Linked DNA regions of Mus musculus: region 1 is linked to region 2. A link is a loop called in an ENCODE intact Hi-C map of the cell type or tissue named here. Cell type or tissue: heart. All regions are shown on one strand. Each heading gives the region's core, and the rest is flanking DNA. Links, peaks and the distances in the headings are about the cores only.

Region 1 (9,299 bases), core at 957-8,956, 54 kb after region 2:
CATCCCTTCCTTACGGTAAGCAGTGGCCATCAGTCTGGCCCCTGTGGGATAGGGAAGAGTGGGCCAGAGTGGGTCACTCCCACACTGTTGCCTTTGCACCCATACACGGACGGGCAAGGGCTTCATGGGCATCAGGTAGGCTGATGGAGGGCGGGGCTGCAGTCATGCCCCAGCTGTAGTGTGCAGGAGGCAGGAGTGAGACTCGTCTTCTCACTCTGCTGAGACCTTGAGTTGCCCCAGCTCTCCATCCCTGCAGTCCTCTCAGACCCGTCTTCTAGGCTGGTCCCTCAGGGTTGATTGTTAGTGAAGCTCAGTTACAGTAGCTTGATTGAGTTCCAGAGTCAGCATCTTGGGCTTATTCCACCCGTGGTCCATGATGGAAAGGTGCCGGGGTGGCTCAGTGCACCAGTTCATAAGCTGTTGTGTCAACCTCCCCATCTGGAGGCTCTTGGGAACCCCAGAACTTGGTATAGTTAACTTCTAAGCCATCTTGCCCTGCAGTTGAACCTAGACCTCGTGTCTCTCATCTTAAAATCTACCAGTTGGCATGTGGCCTGCATCTGTAGCCCCTGCTGAGTTCTAGGCCAGCCTGGGCTACGGTGATACCCAAGATGTGCCCTGATCCATCTTGGGGTGGCAGTGTCACTGTGCTTAGGCTTGCCCTGCTTCCATTCCAGGCCCTCAAGTACTCATTCCAGACCCACGACCGCCTCTGCTTTGTCATGGAGTATGCCAACGGGGGCGAGGTAGGGCCACAGGCAGCTTCAGACCTGGGCACTTGATGGGTGAACTTGTCCCTCTGAGAGCTTTGAACCCTCTCTGTAGTACAGATCACTGGTGCTGCCAGCCCTGGCCATGTGAGCCTGTAGCTGCTCGTTTGGGGATGTCTTATTTCTGCTGAGTTGGAGTCTCGCAGTCTCCAGTTCTCTTTGGGGGCTAGTTCCTAACCTTCCCTCTGCCTGTGGGTAAGGGTTGGCGGGCCCTCACACAGGCCTTCCTCAGCGCGCTCCACCCCACAGCTCTTCTTCCACCTGTCTCGAGAGCGTGTGTTCTCCGAGGACCGGGCCCGCTTCTATGGTGCGGAGATTGTGTCTGCCCTGGACTACTTGCACTCCGAGAAGAACGTGGTGTACCGGGACCTGAAGGTGTGCTTATGGAGCAGGGCGGGTGGGGGCTGGGGGGTCTGGCCTCACTGACTGAGCGCCTTCCCACACAGCTGGAGAACCTCATGCTGGACAAGGACGGGCACATCAAGATAACGGACTTCGGGCTGTGCAAGGAGGGGATCAAGGACGGTGCCACTATGAAGACATTCTGCGGAACGCCGGAGTACCTGGCCCCTGAGGTGCTCTGCCACTTCCTGTGTGTTCCCTTACATCCTCCCACGCCCCGACACAACGCTGACAGAGTCCCCCATCTAGGTGCTGGAGGACAACGACTACGGCCGTGCAGTGGACTGGTGGGGGCTGGGCGTGGTCATGTACGAGATGATGTGTGGCCGCCTGCCCTTCTACAACCAGGACCACGAGAAGCTGTTCGAGCTGATCCTCATGGAGGAGATCCGCTTCCCGCGCACACTCGGCCCTGAGGCCAAGTCCCTGCTCTCCGGGCTGCTCAAGAAGGACCCTACACAGAGGTAAGGGCTGCCGGGGCTTCAGGCTCAGCCTCTAGACAGTGCTGCTGCCCACTGTACCCGCCACAGTCTCAGTCACATGTCGGGTGGGGTGGTCAGGCAGCTAGGGGTATCCCTACCCTGCGAGTATCCCCGTGACCTGTCACCTTGCACGCAGTGTCTGAGCCCTGGACCTGTCTCCTACCCACAGGCTCGGTGGGGGCTCCGAGGATGCCAAGGAGATCATGCAGCACCGGTTCTTTGCCAACATCGTGTGGCAGGATGTGTATGAGAAGAAGGTGTGCATCTGGCCACTGTGCCCATCTCTGGATCACATACGTGTGTGCATACATATAAACACTCTCACTCTGGCCACTGTGCCCATCTCTGGATCACATGTGTGCACACATGCAAACACTCCTGTTTTTGCTGGCTCAGACACGCATGCTGGGCCCACAGCCTTGTGTAGTCACATGCCCCCACAGAGCCACAGGGTTGTGCACAGCCTTCTCGCTCGCACAGAAGAGGGTAGTATGCTGCCCTGCATACCTCGCACAGTCACCTGGCCTCTCCAGGCCCTCAATTGTGCCCCTGTTGCCTACACCTGTTGCTTGCTCCTGTCCTTTGCCTGGAGATCGCCTCATGTGCCCTATGATGAAAGCTAGCCGAGGGTGGGGGGTAATGTCTAGGTGTCTCCAACTCTAGGGCGAGCCTAATCCCATTCTGGGACGGCCCCTGCCCGTCTGGCACAGTGTAGGCCACTGCAGAGAGCAGAGCCCCTTGTACTCACCCCTAAGTGTGATTCTCTTCAGCTCCTAAGTACCCCTGGCCCAGGCTGATGAGGGACACAGCAGGTGGTCTCAACACTCTACCTTGATGTGTTGGGTGCCCTGTTACCCCCTGCCTTGAGTGTACCTTCTAGATAACACGGGGCCAGCAGCATGTGGGGGTGTGGATGGCATGCCTTTCCTGCCCACACTCAACTAGAGATCCCATGAAGTCCGCATTGCCCTCACACCAGATTTGGGAGGGATGGCAATTGAGGGTCCTTGCCTGTGAGACCCAAAAGGATGTTAGCAGCCTCCAGTGCATACACCACTCTGCAGCTTATCTTCTTCATGGGCTGTCAGTGAGGCAGGCGAGCTCACCTGAAGACTGCTTTGAGTCCTGCCACAGCTGTGGTGGTGCCACTGTGTGCCTTTAGTCCCAGCACCTGGGAGGCAGGAGCAGGTGGATCTCTGAGTTTGAGGCCAGCCTGGTTTACAGAGGTAGTTCCTAGGGCTACACAGAACCCCAGTTTCAAAAAATGGAAAGGGAAGAAAAAAAAAAAAACTCAGAAGGGAAATGACAACCAGAGAACGGAGTTCCCACTGCCTGGAGGTGGGCAGTCACTACCCTCTCGTCACTTTGGGCATCTCTGGGCTTGCTCTCCCCTGCCTACACTGCCCTACCCAGTTCCATCTCCTAGAGCTGTTCCCTAGTGCTAGTGCCCACCCGATAAGGTCAGTATTGCCCAGAGAGGATGGAGGGATTGGAACCCAGTAGTAACCAGGCCTTCTGTTGCTCCTCAGCTGAGCCCACCTTTCAAGCCCCAGGTCACCTCTGAGACTGACACCAGGTATTTCGATGAGGAGTTCACAGCTCAGATGATCACCATCACGCCGCCTGATCAAGGTGAGGCCACCCCACTCCATGGCCCCTCAGTGTCTGGCTTGCACTCCTGCTTTTTTTGGGGGGGAACTGGAGTTAACAGGTGGTTGTGAGTAGCCACGTGGGCACTGGAACTGAACCCGGGTCCTCTACCAGAGCAGCCAGTGCTCTTAACCACTAAGCTCTCTCTCAGCCCCAAAACTAAAAGAATCAAACAAACCCTTTGGAGGGTGGTAGCAGCTTGGCGGGGAGGGAGGGAGTGTTCTGAGGGCCAGAGTCACTGCCCCCTCACAGGGCCCCCTTGTATCCTCTGGCATGTGTCAGGTGGGCGGGCTGTTTCTAGAGATGGTCTGAGCCCTCCTGTGGCCCACAGATGACAGCATGGAGTGTGTGGACAGTGAGCGGAGGCCGCACTTCCCCCAGTTCTCCTACTCAGCCAGTGGCACAGCCTGAGGCCTGGGGCAGCGGCTGGCAGCTCCACGCTCCTCTGCATTGCCGAGTCCAGAAGCCCCGCATGGATCATCTGAACCTGATGTTTTGTTTCTCGGATGCGCTGGGGAGGAACCTTGCCAGCCTCCAGGACCAGGGGAGGATGTTTCTACTGTGGGCAGCAGCCTACCTCCCAGCCAGGTCAGGAGGAAAACTATCCTGGGGTTTTTCTTAATTTATTTCATCCAGTTTGAGACCACACATGTGGCCTCAGTGCCCAGAACAATTAGATTCATGTAGAAAACTATTAAGGACTGACGCGACCATGTGCAATGTGGGCTCATGGGTCTGGGTGGGTCCCGTCACTGCCCCCATTGGCCTGTCCACCCTGGCCGCCACCTGTCTCTAGGGTCCAGGGCCAAAGTCCAGCAAGAAGGCACCAGAAGCACCCCCCTGTGGTATGCTAACTGGCCCTCTCCCTCTGGGCGGGGAGAGGTCACAGCTGCTTCAGCCCTAGGGCTGGATGGGATGGCCAGGGCTCAAGTGAGGTTGACAGAGGAACAAGAATCCAGTTTGTTGCTGTGTCCCATGCTGTTCAGAGACATTTAGGGGATTTTAATCTTGGTGACAGGAGAGCCCCTGCCCTCCCGCACCCGCTCCCGCGTGGTGGCTCTTAGCGGGTACCCTGGGAGCGCCTGCCTCACGTGAGCCCTTCTCCTAGCACTTGTCCTTTTAGATGCTTTCCCTCTCCCGCTGTCCGTCACCCTGGCCTGTCCCCTCCCGGCCAGACGCTGGCCATTGCTGCACCATGTCGTTTTTTACAACATTCAGCTTCAGCATTTTTACTATTATAATAAGAAACTGTCCCTCCAAATTCAATAAAAATTGCTTTTCAAGCTTGTGGTTTGCTTTCTGGTGTGGAGCGTCACAGCCTTGTTAGTGGGTGGGAGGTGAAGGGGTGTGGCTGGGGTCACATCAGGGTGGGTCCTGGGAACTGGTCCCTGAGGCTCCAGGGGATGTCGTCCTCATGGCAGGACACTCCTGACAGAAGTGGGAGGATCTTGACTGTCTCTGGAGTCTACTCTTGCAGTGACCCTCCCTGGCCATCTAAGACACCTGCCAGCCCCAGCTGTCGTGTGTCTGGCAGAGCAATAAGCCAGGCCCTGATACCAGGAAGGATAATGCGCTGGCGATACAGTTCAAAAAGGCTCAGGAGGCTTTGGTTGAGGTGACATAGCACATCTGTGACTGAACAGAACTGGGGACTGTTCTGGGTCTGGACAGAGGTGACAGGAACCAAGGTCACTCTAGAGTGTCTGCGATCCTGAGTCCAAGCCGCCACCAAGATATACTGAGTATGTTGCTGGTGACACCTGGTGACTACTGGTGGAACTGCAGCAAGCAACAGCAACTGCTCAGCAAAACATTTAGAGGCCTCCAGCCAGATGGCCTCCCCTAAGGCATGGACTACACATATACAGAGCCTAGTGGCTGGTGGCCTTGCTGGGATGGTGTCTGACTCCTGCAAAGTTAGGGTGGGTGATGATCTGGACCTCTGGAAAATAAGAATATCCACTTCTATAACAGCCAAAGATTTTCTCTAGATGACCACAAGCCCTCTGGAACCGTACACAGCATTGCCTACTTTGGGTTTGTTTGTTTGTTTGTTTAGAGACAGGGTTTCTCTGAATAGCCCTGGCTGTCCTGGAACTCACTTTGTAGACCAGGCTGGCCTCGAACTCAGAAATCTGCCTGCCTCTGCCTCCCAAGTGCTAGGATTAAAGGCGTGCGCCACCACTGCCCAGCACTTACTGACTTTGAAGTAAGATTTATAGACAACACCGGCTGGGTAAACACCTTTAGTCCTAGCACTTGAGTTCAAGGCCAGCAAGGTCAATGTAGCAAGATCCAGTCAGGAGGGAAGAGAGGGAGGGAAGGAGGAAGGAAGGAAATAAGGACTGTAGTGCTTTCTGTGGCCCTCAGACTTAGCACTAAATCTTACCTAAAGTGGCTGAAACGTAGAAACAAACACAGCTAAAGCCAGGGCTGGGCCGGCTACAGGCTGCTCTTTCCACAAGACCCCTCAGGTATGTGTCTCTAGTACAGAGGAGGGAGCCCTGAAGTTGTGCCCTCAACACAGAGGTGGGCAAAGCTCTCTTCCTGAGCCCACTGTTACTCATGAAAGCTGCCCAACATGATCATTGTAGGTGAGAGCGGACATCTAGGGAATGCTCTTGGGAAGTGGTACCCTCTCCCCGAAGACAGGCCTGGCCTAGCCTGAACCACCAGAGCAGATAGGGGATAGACCCTGTGGCCATGGTAGGGTCTGGTAAGCTTAAATGAGGTAAGTAATTCATAAGGCAGGAAGTAGAATGGTGCTTGCTAGGGTGGAGATCGGTGGGAATGAGGTGTGTAGCCACTTGATGACTATAGTTTCCATTTAGGGAAATGACCTACACTAAGGCCAAGAAAGGAGGGAGCAAAGTTTACTATTTGTCTTATGGGAACCGAGTTGAAACAAGACCTTTTGAGTTCTGTTCTAGGATATAGTTAAGTGTTTGTAGTATAGCACTAGAGAGATGTGAGCAAACACCTATTCACCCCAGCTAAGGAACCAATGACAGCAGAGTACAGATACCACCAAAGCCCGACCTGGAGGACCAGTGAGTTTGACAGTGGCATATGAGAATATAGGTTGTTTACAGGAACAGAGATGACTCAGAAGACAGCTGCATTGCCAAGGCATGGGTGACAGCTCACAAAAGCATACCCCAAAACAAACTACAGGCAGCTGAACAGGCTAGAAAGTGATCTGAGCCTCGAGGCAGCTCAGCTGATCTGAGAACGTTTGGGAGGGGAAGCCCTAGTGAATGTGGTCAGTTTCAGGGACTTCCTAAAGCCCTCAAGTTTGCTTGCTGAGCTTAAGGAGCTTCCCTGCAGGAGTGTTCTACCATGCCCCACCCTCACCATCCTGTGTCTTAAAGAGCTCTCCAAGATGGAAAACTGCTACGCAACAGTAATGGTGACAATGGCTTTGTCAGGCATGGCTTTCACCACAAAGGAGAGGCCAGGCAGTCTGCATTAGGAGAGGGAGGCCTACCTACGGAGCATGAAGATGGTGGTGAGGATCCTGCCCATATCCCTTCTTTTTTGTTTGTTTTGTTTTGTTTTTTTCGAGACAGGGTTTCTCTGTGTAGCCCTGGCTGTCCTGGAACTCACTTTGTAGACCAGGCTGGCCTCGAACTCAGAAATCTGCCTGCCTCTGCCTCCCAAGTGTACCAAAGTGTATTAAAGGCGTGTACCACCACCGCCCGGCTTCCATATCCCTTCTTTATTGGGAATGGGGACTGCTTCTTGTTCCCTCCCTTGCTCTCAACAACGTGATTAATTAACACCATCAAGGATGCTTTGATCCACTGGCAATCTGCTGTGCAAACTTTGGCTATCCTAGCTCTCATCCCCCAGTCTTCTCGATCCTTTTCACAAGCTCTCTCAATCTCCTCCCACACCACAGGTGGATGCTCAGCAGGCAGGGTTCTCAGCAGAACCTGGGTTCATCTCATCCCCTCTGGGGTTATCATCTGACGCTGGGTGCTGTCCAATATCTAAGTACTTTGTTCTTTTTTTAAAGTTGGCTAGGGACCGGGGCATCTGTTGGCAAAATGCTTGCCATGTAAGCATGCCCCAAGTTTGGCCCCCACAATTGTATTTACAAAGCACAGCGGTGGCATTGGTTTACACTCCTAATGCTAGGGAGGCCGACGCGGGGCGGGGGGCCTGAGGCTTGCTGTCCACAGTTTAACTTAATCCGTGAGCTCCAGGCCAAATGGGGCCTAGCCTCAAAAGCCAAACCACCCACAAACCAAATAAAACCCAAACAACACCAAGTAGATTGCTGGCTCCACACATGCAAACTCAGGCATGCACCCCACACTGACATGCACACTCAAATACACTCCCCGCTACCTCATGGCTGGATGCTGGGCAGATTACTACAAGTCTGTGACATGTAAGATGTCATTTGAAGCTACGTCACAGCTCTCAGGAATCTGCATGGCAGCTGGAAGGAATAACAAGCATCCATCTGTATTCTCTATGGTGGATCAGAAAAGCCTACAGGGCTGTGCAGTAAGGACTAGGATGCTTCTGAGCCCAACCCAGAGAGACATAAACGAACATACAAACACCCAGAGGAAGGGCCTCCAGCCAAGAAGGGAGCCAAGAAGGTCTAAGGTGAAAGAAAGCATGTTGAGCATGCTGGGAGGTAGACTGAACCCCCAGCGGGGCAGGAAGCAGGAGAGGTAAAGTCTGGTGTTTATGAGAGAGGGCAGCCTGAAGGTGTTGGGGACTGGGCAATGATTCCCACTGGTGACAGAGATGGGCTAGCTACAGCAGAAGCTCATAGTACAAAGACTCTAGGCCAGGATAAAACAGCACCAGAAGCCATGGGATGGGTGTGGGGTACGGTCAGGGTTTGCTTTGGCCACCAACAGCCAGCTCAAGTGGCTTAGTGGCTTCAAGCCAGCTAATCGAGTCAGGTGTGGTGGCGCACGCCTTTAGTTCCAAAACTCAGGAGGCAGAGGCAGGTGGATCTCTGAGTTCAAGGACAGCCAGGGCTACACAGTGAGCCCTTGCCACAAAGAAAATTAAATAGACAGACAAATAGACAGACTCCAGTTAGGATCCCCAGATTCCATTTTCAGAGCCGCAGTCGCTGGCCTATCTGGGTGCCCTGCCCCGCCCCACCCCCAGCAAGGCTACAGCAGCTAACTGCTACCTTGGGCCCTAATGGGCCCAGCTCCTGGTCACTACCTACAGACCACCAGCTTCCACACTTAAAACCAGCCAGAGTCCCATTATCCACAGCAATAAGGGAACTTCCCAGGTGCGTAAGGCCTTTCCCCACCTCAGCCCTCTCTAGCCTCCTGCTCACGTAGGGCCTCTGGGCCAACTTTTCAGTAGTATAGGGAAACTTGAACCAACCCCATCTAGGACAGCACCTCCTCGATATGTATGGGAACTAACCGTAGTTGTTCTTAGAGATCAGGACAAGGAGACCTCTGCCCTATCTACCCAGCCAACCACTTGTAAGTAGGAGACCCAGGTGGCTGCAGTGACTGGCCCACCATTATCTTCCAGGCCATGTTACCTCCTGTGAACTCCTTAGAGCCCTGCATAAACTACCTCTGAAGATATGGTGAGGACTGTCACAACCACACAGGACATTCCACAGGGCCAAACCCCTGGAGGACAAGGGCTCATTAAATCACCTGGAACCCAGCAGTGTAGGTATTGATGGCTGCCTATGTGACTGACAGTGGCAATTCAGTGCCTGAGGTTGTCTAGCACGCAGGTGACCATTCTGCAGTCTGACTCCTGGAGTCCAGCTGCTTCCTCTTACAGCTGAGGGAGGACAGGAAGGAACTTGCTGGGTCTGGCTTGCCTGTTAGATGTGGGTAATAAGCAGGGGTCTCAATGCCAAGACAGCTGAGCTGCACGCTGCTGCGAGGGCTTGCCCCTGCAGCCGTCACTGCCACCCTAAGAACGGTTAACAGATGGAAGGGAGGGAGTCCTTGTGCAAATATAAAGAGGTTTATTCACTTGTTAC
Region 2 (9,299 bases), core at 791-8,790:
GCTGGAGCAGAGCAGGCAGCAAATCTAGGTTGAAGTTTGTGGTGCAAACGACTCCTTATTTCACTAAATGAAGACAGCAGGGGAGACCCTGGGTGGTTCCCACTGCTCTGTGTCAGAGGCTGACTCAATGCTAACCGAGGGTGTTTAGCTCAGCTTTCTCCAAATAAGCTCCGTAGAAGACCAGTGCTTCCTTTGAATAAAAGTCTGTCCTAGTATTTTAGCTAATATTTAAATTTTATCTATTTTTTCTTTTTGTTTTTTGTTTTGCTTTGTTTTGTTTTGTTTTGTTTTGTTTTGTTTTGTTTTGAGACAGGGTTTCTCTGTGTAGCCCTGGCTGTCCTAGAACTCACTCTGTAGACCAGGCTGGCCTCGAACTCAGAAATCCACCTGCCTCTGCCTCCCGAGTGCTGGGATTAAAGGCATACGCCACCACCAGCCCTAATTTATCTATTTTATCTAACATTTTAAAATAAGCGATTGTCACTCCTTGCAGTCACAACTCCTGGCCATGTGGTCTCTTCTCTAGAGTGGCAGATTTGAGGAGAGGATAATTTTGCCCAGGAGTAACCACATGTCCCTCCTGGGTATTACAATGATAAAATATCCAAGGCAGGCTGCTTTATAAAGAGAGGGGGTTTATCTGGGCTCACAGTTTTGAAAGTCAAATCTCTAGGTTCATCTTGTAGCTTCTTGATGTCGAGTCCTTAGGTAGCCCTGGCCCCCACCCCATGGTAAGAGATAGGGAGCATACATGTACATACTCTGGTCCAATGCCCACGCTGGTCTCCTTATAAAGCCACAGGATTCAGCTGCACACTCAACCTCCTGACGTTGTCCAATCCTAGAGAACTGGTGTAGGCCCCATCTCTGCAGCGAGGTGAGATTTCTGCCCCCTTTCACTCACGTACGGAGATTATATGTCATCACGTCTATCCTTGGGGCATTCCACACAGCAGACCTGCAGACCACGAGCCAGATAGCGCAGAGTCTCCCTGGCAGAGCTTGCCAGAACCTGCCACAGGGGTCATGCCATCTATCAGGGGTAGGCCCTGGGCAAGAAGGCCAGACGAACTCTGAGATAGGGCTTGAATATTAAGCAAGTTTTGACCAACCCTAAAAGACTGAACTAAAGAGCATATGTGTGGTCACAGTGAAATTATGCCAACAATGGGGGGGTTGACACCCACCTACAAGATAGTTCTTGGCTATAGACGGGAAGGTTCTGGGAGTGTAAGACCATCAGCTCTCTCACCCCATGATTTGTCTGCCTTCCACTTTCATGGCAATCCCTTGAGGGTCCTGCTAGTACCTCCTAGTACCACTTAACCCCACAGCTGCTAGTACCTCCTAGTACCACTTAACCCCACAGCTGCTAGTTCCTCCTGGTACCACTTAACCCCACAGCTGCTAGTACCTCCTGGTACCACTTAACCCCACAGGGGCTAGTACCTCCTGGTACCACTTAACCCCACAGCTGCTAGTACCTCCTGGTACCACTTAACCCCACAGGGGCTAGTACCTCCTGGTACCACTTAACCCCACAGCTGCTAGTACCTCCTGGTACCACTTAACCCCACAGCTGCTAGTACCTCCTGGTACCACTTAACCCCACAGCTGCAGGGACAAGTTTTCACCTTAGGTGTCTGTGGAGCCAGGGGCATGGCATTCAGACTCTTTCCGGTGATTGCAAGAACTCATGCTGAGCACAGATCTCTAGCTGAACCAAGTGTGCACAGTGCAGCTTGACTTGGCTCCTCTGGGGTCCTGGAGGCTTCATCTTCTGCCGCCTGACTTGCAGTTTGGAGCTTCATACACTTCATCAGCTAAAGGGTTTGGGCTATCCCATAGGTCCTAGAACCTCCAAGCAAATATTAAAGCCTCTGGCTCGGGGCAGAGTAGCTTATGTGTCCTTCAGGGCCCTAAGCCTAGGTGGCTGAGTGAAGATCTTCTGTACGAGAGGCTGTCCTCTGACCCCACAGCACAGGGAAGGGAACCTGTCACCCACCAAGCTTGCAGCATCTCTTTGTCTGGATTCTAGGGTGCCCTCCGCTCCGCTATGGAGGTTTGACACTCCCAGGACAGTTCTCTGCCACAGTCTGAAGTGAGTCAACAGAGAGTTCAAGGAAAAGAGAGTTTCTCGTTTATTATCAGGATAAAGATGGTAGACCCTGGAAGAGTGGGGACAAGTCTCTGCCCTCCCCTCATTTTGCTTAAGACATTTTGTGCATATGTGTGCCTGCTTGTCTGTCTAATGTGCCACATATGTGCAAGTCTCCATAGAGACCAGAAGAGGGCGTCAGATCTCCTGGAGCAGGAGTTACAGGACACTGCCAGCCAGCACGGGGTGCTGGGAACTGAACTTGGATCCTGAGCAGCCAGTACTCTTAACTGCTGAGCCAACTTCCCAGCCAGTTTGAAAACATTGCTTTTTTTTTAGAACAAAAAGGGATTTTTTTTTAATTGAAACAAAATTTTTTAAATGTTTTGTATTGAGATGAGGTCTCAGTGTATACCATTCTGGCCTTAAAATCACAGAGACCCACTTGCTTCTGCCTCCCAAGTGCTGAGGCTAGAGGTGTGTGTCACCATGCCCTCTTTTGTCTGCCTCTTGAGTGCTGGGATTACATGTGTGTACTACCATATCTAGCTTAAGATACTTTTTTCTAGTATGCATATGTGGTATGGGTACATGCGTGTATATGCGTGTTTGAATGTGTGTGTGTGGCCCCTGGTTTGTTGGGTGTCTTCCTCAGTTGCTTCCATATACTGAGGCTGAGTCTCTCACTTGAACCCAGAATGCTCTGATTTGGCTAGTCTAGTCATCCCCTGCTTCTGGGATCCTCAGTCGCTGTCTCCAGTGCACAGGTGGGCTGCCACACCCACTCAGCTTTTATGTACGTGCTGGGGATCAGACCCCCAGTGCTGATGCTCCTGTGGCAAGCACACACTTGCTGAACCATCACCCTAGCTCCTAAGATACCTTTTAAAAATCATGGGGCTAGCCCTGAATCCCTAGGCTCAAGTGATCTTCCAGATCCAGTTCCCTTGGGATCCAGAGCTACAAGTGTCTGATGCTATGTACTGCTTAATGTTTGAGCACAGTCTGTGTGCTATTAAGAAACATATTCCACAGAGGCAGGCGGATTTCTGAGTTCGAGGCCAGCCTGGTCTACAAAGTGAGTTCCAGGACAGCCAGGGCTACACAGAGAAACCCCGTCTCGGGGGGAAAAAAAAAAACCCAAACCAAATCAAAAACATATTCCAAAGAACCAGTATGCTCCAAGCAGTGGTAGAGCATGTCTGTAATCCTAGCACTCAAGAGGCAGAAGCAGGCAGATCTCTGAGTTAGAGGCCAGCCTGGTCGATGGCGTGAGTTCCAGGACAGCCAGGGTTACACAGAGAAACCCTGTGAAGAAGAAGAAGAAGAAGAAGAAGAAGAAGAAGAAGAAGAAGAAGAAGAAGAAGAAGAAGAAGAAGAAGAAGAAGAGGAGGAGGAGGAGGAGGAGGAAGAGGGAAGAAGAAGAAGAAGAAGAAGAAGAAGAAGAAGAAGAAGAAGAAGAAGAAGAAGAAGAAGAAGAAGAAGAAGAAGAAGAAGAAAGGGAGGAGGAGGAAGTAGGAAGGAAGGAAGAAAGAAAGAAAGAAATGAAGGAAGGAAGAAAGGAAGGAAGGAAGAAAGAGCAAGCAGCGAGCATGGATCAGTGTGTTAGTTTGAATGAAAATGCTGCCTCCTCCCGCCCCCGGGCTGGTATATTTGAAAAATTGGTTCCTAGTTGGTAGAATTGTCGGGGGGGGGGGGGGGGGAAGGATTGAGAGGTGTGGCCTTGTTGAAAGAGGTGTGTCACTGGTAGTGGGCTTTGAGTTTCAAAAGTCGGTTCAAGGCCCAGTCTTCACCTCGGACTTCGGATCAGGATGTAAGCGCTTAGCTATTTCTCTAGCACCCTGCCTGCCTGCCTGCCTGCCTGCCTGCTTGCTTCCCTCCAAGACCATCATGGACTCACCCTCTGAAACTGTGAGCAAGCCTCAAATTAAGTGTTTTCTTTTATAGGTTTCCTTAGCCGTGGTGTCTTTTCAGCATACGACAGTAACTAAGGGAATCCAGCAAGATAGCTCAGTCAGTGTGTAAGGGTGCTGGTGACCAACTTCACACATATGCCGCAGCACACCCACCCTACCCCTACAAATAAAACAAACAAACAAACAAATGCAATTTTAAAATAAGAAGCGGTATGACCTGTAGCCCCACATTCCAGTCTATACTTACAGCTCCTGAACTCAAGACCCCACCCAGATCCCTCTCTGTTCCTTATCTCCCACCAGGGAGCTGGTCCGAGGTTAATTCCTGTTCCTCCCCTCTGACATCTTCCCTCCCTACTGTCCCCTCCCCCTCCACGCAGGATCACCCTGCGCCACCGCCACCGTTTCACAGTGCCTCCTGACAGCAACCCTCCCTCCCATAGCCACTGGCTTTCACCGGGAGGAGTACCAGGCCCGGCACTCCTCAGCCTCCTGCTCTCTGATTCATATTCTCTGCAGAGGGTACAAAGATCTTCTCTGAAGCAAAGCCTCGCTGAGTCTCAGTCCTGCTTGAAATATAAAGATGCTCCCACCTTCTAGGTGACCCCCCTCCCTCCAGTCCCTCATCCGGTCCCCTCCCTTTGGTTCCTTGCTGCAGAGCAGGTCTTGGCTAATGCTGTTATTCCCCTCAGGTGAGGACTTATCTCTGCTCCGAGCCCCTCAGCTTCCGCAAACCCCCTCTCAGGCATCTGCTGCTATTCTAACTTATCGCTTTCGGAGTCCGGGGTGCTCAGGGTCTCTCGAGCCGTCAGACCAATGCAGATTTCATTGGCGTTCACATTCTCCCTAGAGTGCGGCCCTCGAGACAGTAGGGGTGCATGAGAGAAGTACTGGAGAGGAGACTGTAGGGAGCTAGGGGGAGCACCATCCAAAAGAAAGAGAGCTCTGGGCGTGGCGCAATTGCACCGTATCGCCGCCAGGGGTCGCGCTGGCCACTGGGACTCGGGCAAGGCGCGGAGCAGGGATGTGCTAGGTCTGCAGAGGGTTTTCTGTGTTAGGATCCTGGCTAGAGCTTCGACTGGACAGGACTGAGATAAACTGGTATCCCATCCAATGTCTCAGGCGCATAACTGGACAAAACCTTTTGCTCACGGCGAACCTTGACCATAGCACCTCCCCTTTTGCGAAGTCCTGCGAGGCGGCCACACCCCCTCGAGAGCCTTCTGGCTGGCCCATGTTCTCCTCCAGGCAGTAGGAGGTTAGAAGCCTGGTGAGATCCTGCCACTTTGAGGATGTGGCCACCTTGCTGTGCTGCGCCAACATCAAACCACACAGACAGGATTCATGTCTGTGGCCTTTTGCTGGAAAGTCCCCAGGAGCCACACTATCCCTCTATGCTCTCACCGTTAGCAGCTGACACAACGTTGACTTTTAATTAGACCAGAGAAATCTGCTTGCTTCATGAGTCCTATCCAGCAGGGCCCAGGGCCTTCTGGAATTATTCAGTCCCCAAATGAGCTACTCCAATATACTCCAAACACACTTGGCAAGACACCTACAACAGTTCCTTAAACACCTCTGCCAACACAGCAGTCGCGGCTCCAACCCACAGGTACAAAACCTCCTTACCCACATTGTCTGGACAGCCTATCCCACCCAAGCCTCCCACATTCTGTGCTCCAGCAGCATCCCTAGCCAGTCCCCAGTCACAAGAGTATGTTTTCATATGACCAACCCCTGACATCCACCTACGAAGACACCTTGGCAGCCTTCCCTCTCTTCCTTCCGAGATGGAAGGTAAGCTTGAGTAAGCCACCCGCTCTTGCTCCCCAATGGCACCTGCTAGTTGCTTGCTTTCATTACTATTTCTTAATATTTATTTATGTGTGTGAATGTTTGCCCATGTGTATGTATGTGGACCACGGACATGCATGGTGCTTGCAGAAGGGTCCAGGGTGACTTCCAGGTGGTTGTGAATTGCCACATGGGTGCTAGGAATAGAATTCTAGCTAGTTCTCTGTAAGAGCAGGCAGTGCTCCTAACCGATGAGCCACCTTCCAGTCTTACTTATTTGCTTTTAGGTGACTACTAGTGATTCCACTGAAGGAACCTTGATCTGTCACCTGGTAAGTCTCTCTGCAGCATGTTTGGCCAACTCAGGAATAAACTGTTACTATTTTGCAAAACTCCTAGCTTCATTGATTAGCAAACTGTGTAGGGAACAGGCAAAATGGGCCATTGAGTAATGAATGCTTCTTGCCATTCTCCCGCCCATCCATTCATCTACCCTCTGACCATCCACTCTTCCATTCACCCATCTAATCACACCTCCAGGCAGTACAGCTCTACAATGCCCCCAGTGTCTGTGGTGGACACTGCTTCCCAGAAGTACCCATTGGCTAGCCCTGGGGTGCAGAAGGAGCCCCAGGAGAAAGATCTTCTGAATGGGTTTGGAGGACTGGGTTGGCTTTTTTTTTTTTAAGATTTATTTATTTCATGTATGTGAGTACACTGTCACTGTCTTCAGACACACCAGAAGAGGGCATCGAGTCCCCATTACAGATGGTTGTAAGCTACCATGTGGTTGCTGGGAATTGAACTCAGGACCTCTGGAAGAGCAGCCAGTGCTCTTAACTGCTGAGCCATCTCTCCAGCCCTGGGGACTGGGTTGTTAACATCTGGTGGTGGCCCAGTGACCTTGCTGAAGGGACAGTGGGACACAGACAGTCACTGTGTGTGACAGTAAAGGTGCTTGTTCCTTCAGAGGTGGCAGAACGTGCTGAAAGGCAGGTTTGAGAATTCAGGGTCATCTGGGTAGTGAAGCTGTTGCTGTTCACCCCCATAGTGGTGATAACCCTTTGTCCCTCGTGTCCTAGGTAAGAGATGCAGGCTGGGTACAACTGTGCAGCCGGCTTTTGCATTGTTTGAGCAAGTCCCAAGGCCAAGGCCAGGGGACTTCCTGAGAAGGAATCGGGGCATTGGGGGACATGCATGACACTATCAGCTTTCAGCCCCCAGGTACACAGAGCCAATGTTATCATTTGATCTGGAAGTGCTCCCCACGGGCTTGGACCGTTCATGAGGCTGTGGAACCGATGTGGAACTGAGGTGCAGCGTGAGGAACACAGCAGTGGTTCTCAACCTTCCCAATGCTGTGTGACTCTTTAATACAGTTCCTCATGCGGAGGTGACCCCCGACCATTAAGTTAGTTTTGTTGTTGCTACTTCATAACTGTAAATTTGCTACTGTAGTGAATTGTCATGTAAATATCTGATATGCAGGATATCGGATATGTGATCAACCCTTGTGAAGGGGCGGTTCGTTCCCCCTTTCCCCTGCAACCCACAGGTTGAGAACAACAGGACATTGGGGGGGGGATCCTGGAGGTTGTACATCCTGTCCTCTGCTCCATAGCCCTTAATGGGAGCAGCCTCTTCGATCCCTCCCTCCATCATGATCTAATCTGCCCCATCATGCCTTCACTACCTCAGGGACTGAACCCTCCAAGTCTGTGAACAAAGTCAAACTTTCCTCTACTAAGTGGCTTCTGTCAGATATCGGATCATAGCACTGCATCAGTAACTATGGTGGCCTTGACCGTGGGACGAAGCCTTGTGATGTGTCTGGCCTTCCCTTGGATTGCGGCTGTGCACACTTGCTTTCCGTAGGCCCAGAGAGCCTCTGCTACCTCTCAGCCAACAATGAGAGTGTCCGAACACCTCTGATGTGCCGCCCTGGGAAGGCAGAGTGCTGGGGCGACAGGCCACGGGTCTGCCATGATGTTGGGAGCCAGAGCACTGCCTGAATGTCGCTCTGGGAAGGCAGAGTGCAGTCTAGGATAGGGGCCCCAGTCCATGTTGTTCTGGGTGAGAAACAGCGAGATCTGGGATGGGTGCTGTGTTTCTCAAACTCCTGTGTACCCAGAGCCAGTGGGAAACTCGAGGAGTTGAGAAAGGGGTTCCCATTCTCCTGTGCACCCAGACATTGCTGGGACCTCACGGAATTGGGAACAAGGGTCCATGGGGTGGAATCTGGCTTATCTCCAAGTGAGTGCCAGAAGTACTGAGGGGCTGGAAGAGAGGCCATCTATGGGAGGTCTGGGTGCAGCTCTTCAAAGACCTCCCCAGTCTTTGATGAAGGAGACAATCCTCGCTTATCCAAACTATTATTCATGGCAGATGAAAATGCATAGGTCAGCCGGGCGTGGTGGCACACGCCTTTAATCCCAGCACTCGGGAGGCAGAGGCAGGCGGATTTCTGAGTTCGAGGCCAGCCTGGTCTACAGAGTGAGTTCCAGGACAGCCAGAGCTATACAGAGAAACCCTGTCTCGAAAAACCAAAAAAAAGAAAAAAAAAAAAAAGAAAAGAAAAAGAAAAAAAGAAAATGCATAAGTCTTACTCAGGGTGGACCAGAGATTGAACACCTTTTGCAGGAAGGGATGCCCAGGAAGGGAAGCTCGTTGCCTAAACACTCGGGCCTATCTAGACATCTCATTAGCATGGAGAACTCTAGTTTTTTGTGCTGTTTAGGTGACTGTTGTCATGGTCCCCTTAGTGGTGTGTCGTGGTCACATGTTTCAGGACCAATAGTCTGGCCAGGAGCTGACTCTAATGCCTGCTGTTCTCAATTTTGAGATTTACTGGGGTTTTTAAATCTGCTTTGACCTTACCAGTTCTTCTGTCTGGTGGCATGGTTGCCCCACATGAGGGTCTCAGCCTCCCATGAGCGGAGTCTCTATGAGCCAAGTGCTCATGGACACATGAGTCTACTGCTCTGTGTTGGTTGGAGCCTGTGAGTCAGGCTCTTGTAAAGTCAAACTAAGGGGAGATCTCTGCACAGGCTGTGTGTTCTTGTAAGTGCACCCATGTAGCCACTGTGTAGCACCTGTGTTGCTACTTTGTGGGTTCTTCTTCCTTGCAACCTTTTCTTCCACCCTTCCAATCCCCTATCACTAGATAGGAGAGAAAGAAGAATGGAGGGGAAAGGAGGCAGTGTTATCATTAGATTACTTCCTGCTGGGTTGATTAAGGACACCAAGTTCCTGGGGGGAGTCCGGGAAGTTTGATCTTCACCATCAGATATCTAATTTCCTCCTCTCTCTCCTCCTCCTCCTCTTTCCCCTCCTCTTCTATGACTACTTAACAAACAGCGACCACCACCAACCAATCAACAACCCACACTGCCTCTTGGGACTCATTTATATACCCTCTTAAATGTCCCCAAAGTTTCAAATGTCACACGCTTGCAAAAACTATCTGTAGCAGGCAAAACCACGCCCCTGCT

Evidence for each region. A loop is a pair of places that touch in the nucleus more often than their neighbours do. Peaks named below come from ENCODE experiments on the same cell type or tissue, not always from the same donor. Only the 100,000 strongest peaks of a DNase experiment are listed, where the experiment ranks them.
Region 1: a loop joins it to region 2, with 4 times the contacts of the local background. A loop is called at or near these places in 33 of 42 quality-filtered maps.

What each region holds. Positions count from the first base shown.
Region 1 is chr12:112,649,114-112,658,412 of GRCm38, reverse strand. It overlaps Akt1 (thymoma viral proto-oncogene 1), which reads left to right. Exons shown (of 14, transcript NM_009652.3): 7 at 1-15; 8 at 678-746; 9 at 1,020-1,145; 10 at 1,217-1,345; 11 at 1,422-1,636; 12 at 1,824-1,911; 13 at 3,184-3,286; 14 at 3,636-4,592. The coding sequence ends at 3,715. Siva1 (SIVA1, apoptosis-inducing factor) reads right to left here. Exons shown (of 4, transcript NM_013929.2): 4 at 9,261-9,299. Among named protein-coding and RNA genes, the nearest start is that of Mir6939, 5.6 kb to the left of the region's middle. In heart, for the core only: a CTCF peak has its summit at 5,081 (motif pointing left); DNase peaks (open chromatin) are centred at 2,033, 4,747, 5,072 and 8,841; H3K27ac peaks cover 3,054 bases.
Region 2 is chr12:112,702,877-112,712,175 of GRCm38, reverse strand. It overlaps Gm46382, which reads left to right. Exons shown (of 2, transcript XM_017315329.2): 2 at 1-227. Among named protein-coding and RNA genes, the nearest start is that of Gm46382, 15 kb to the left of the region's middle. In heart, for the core only: a CTCF peak has its summit at 4,977 (motif pointing right); a DNase peak (open chromatin) is centred at 4,995; H3K4me3 peaks cover 865 bases; H3K27ac peaks cover 563 bases; H3K27me3 peaks cover 2,903 bases.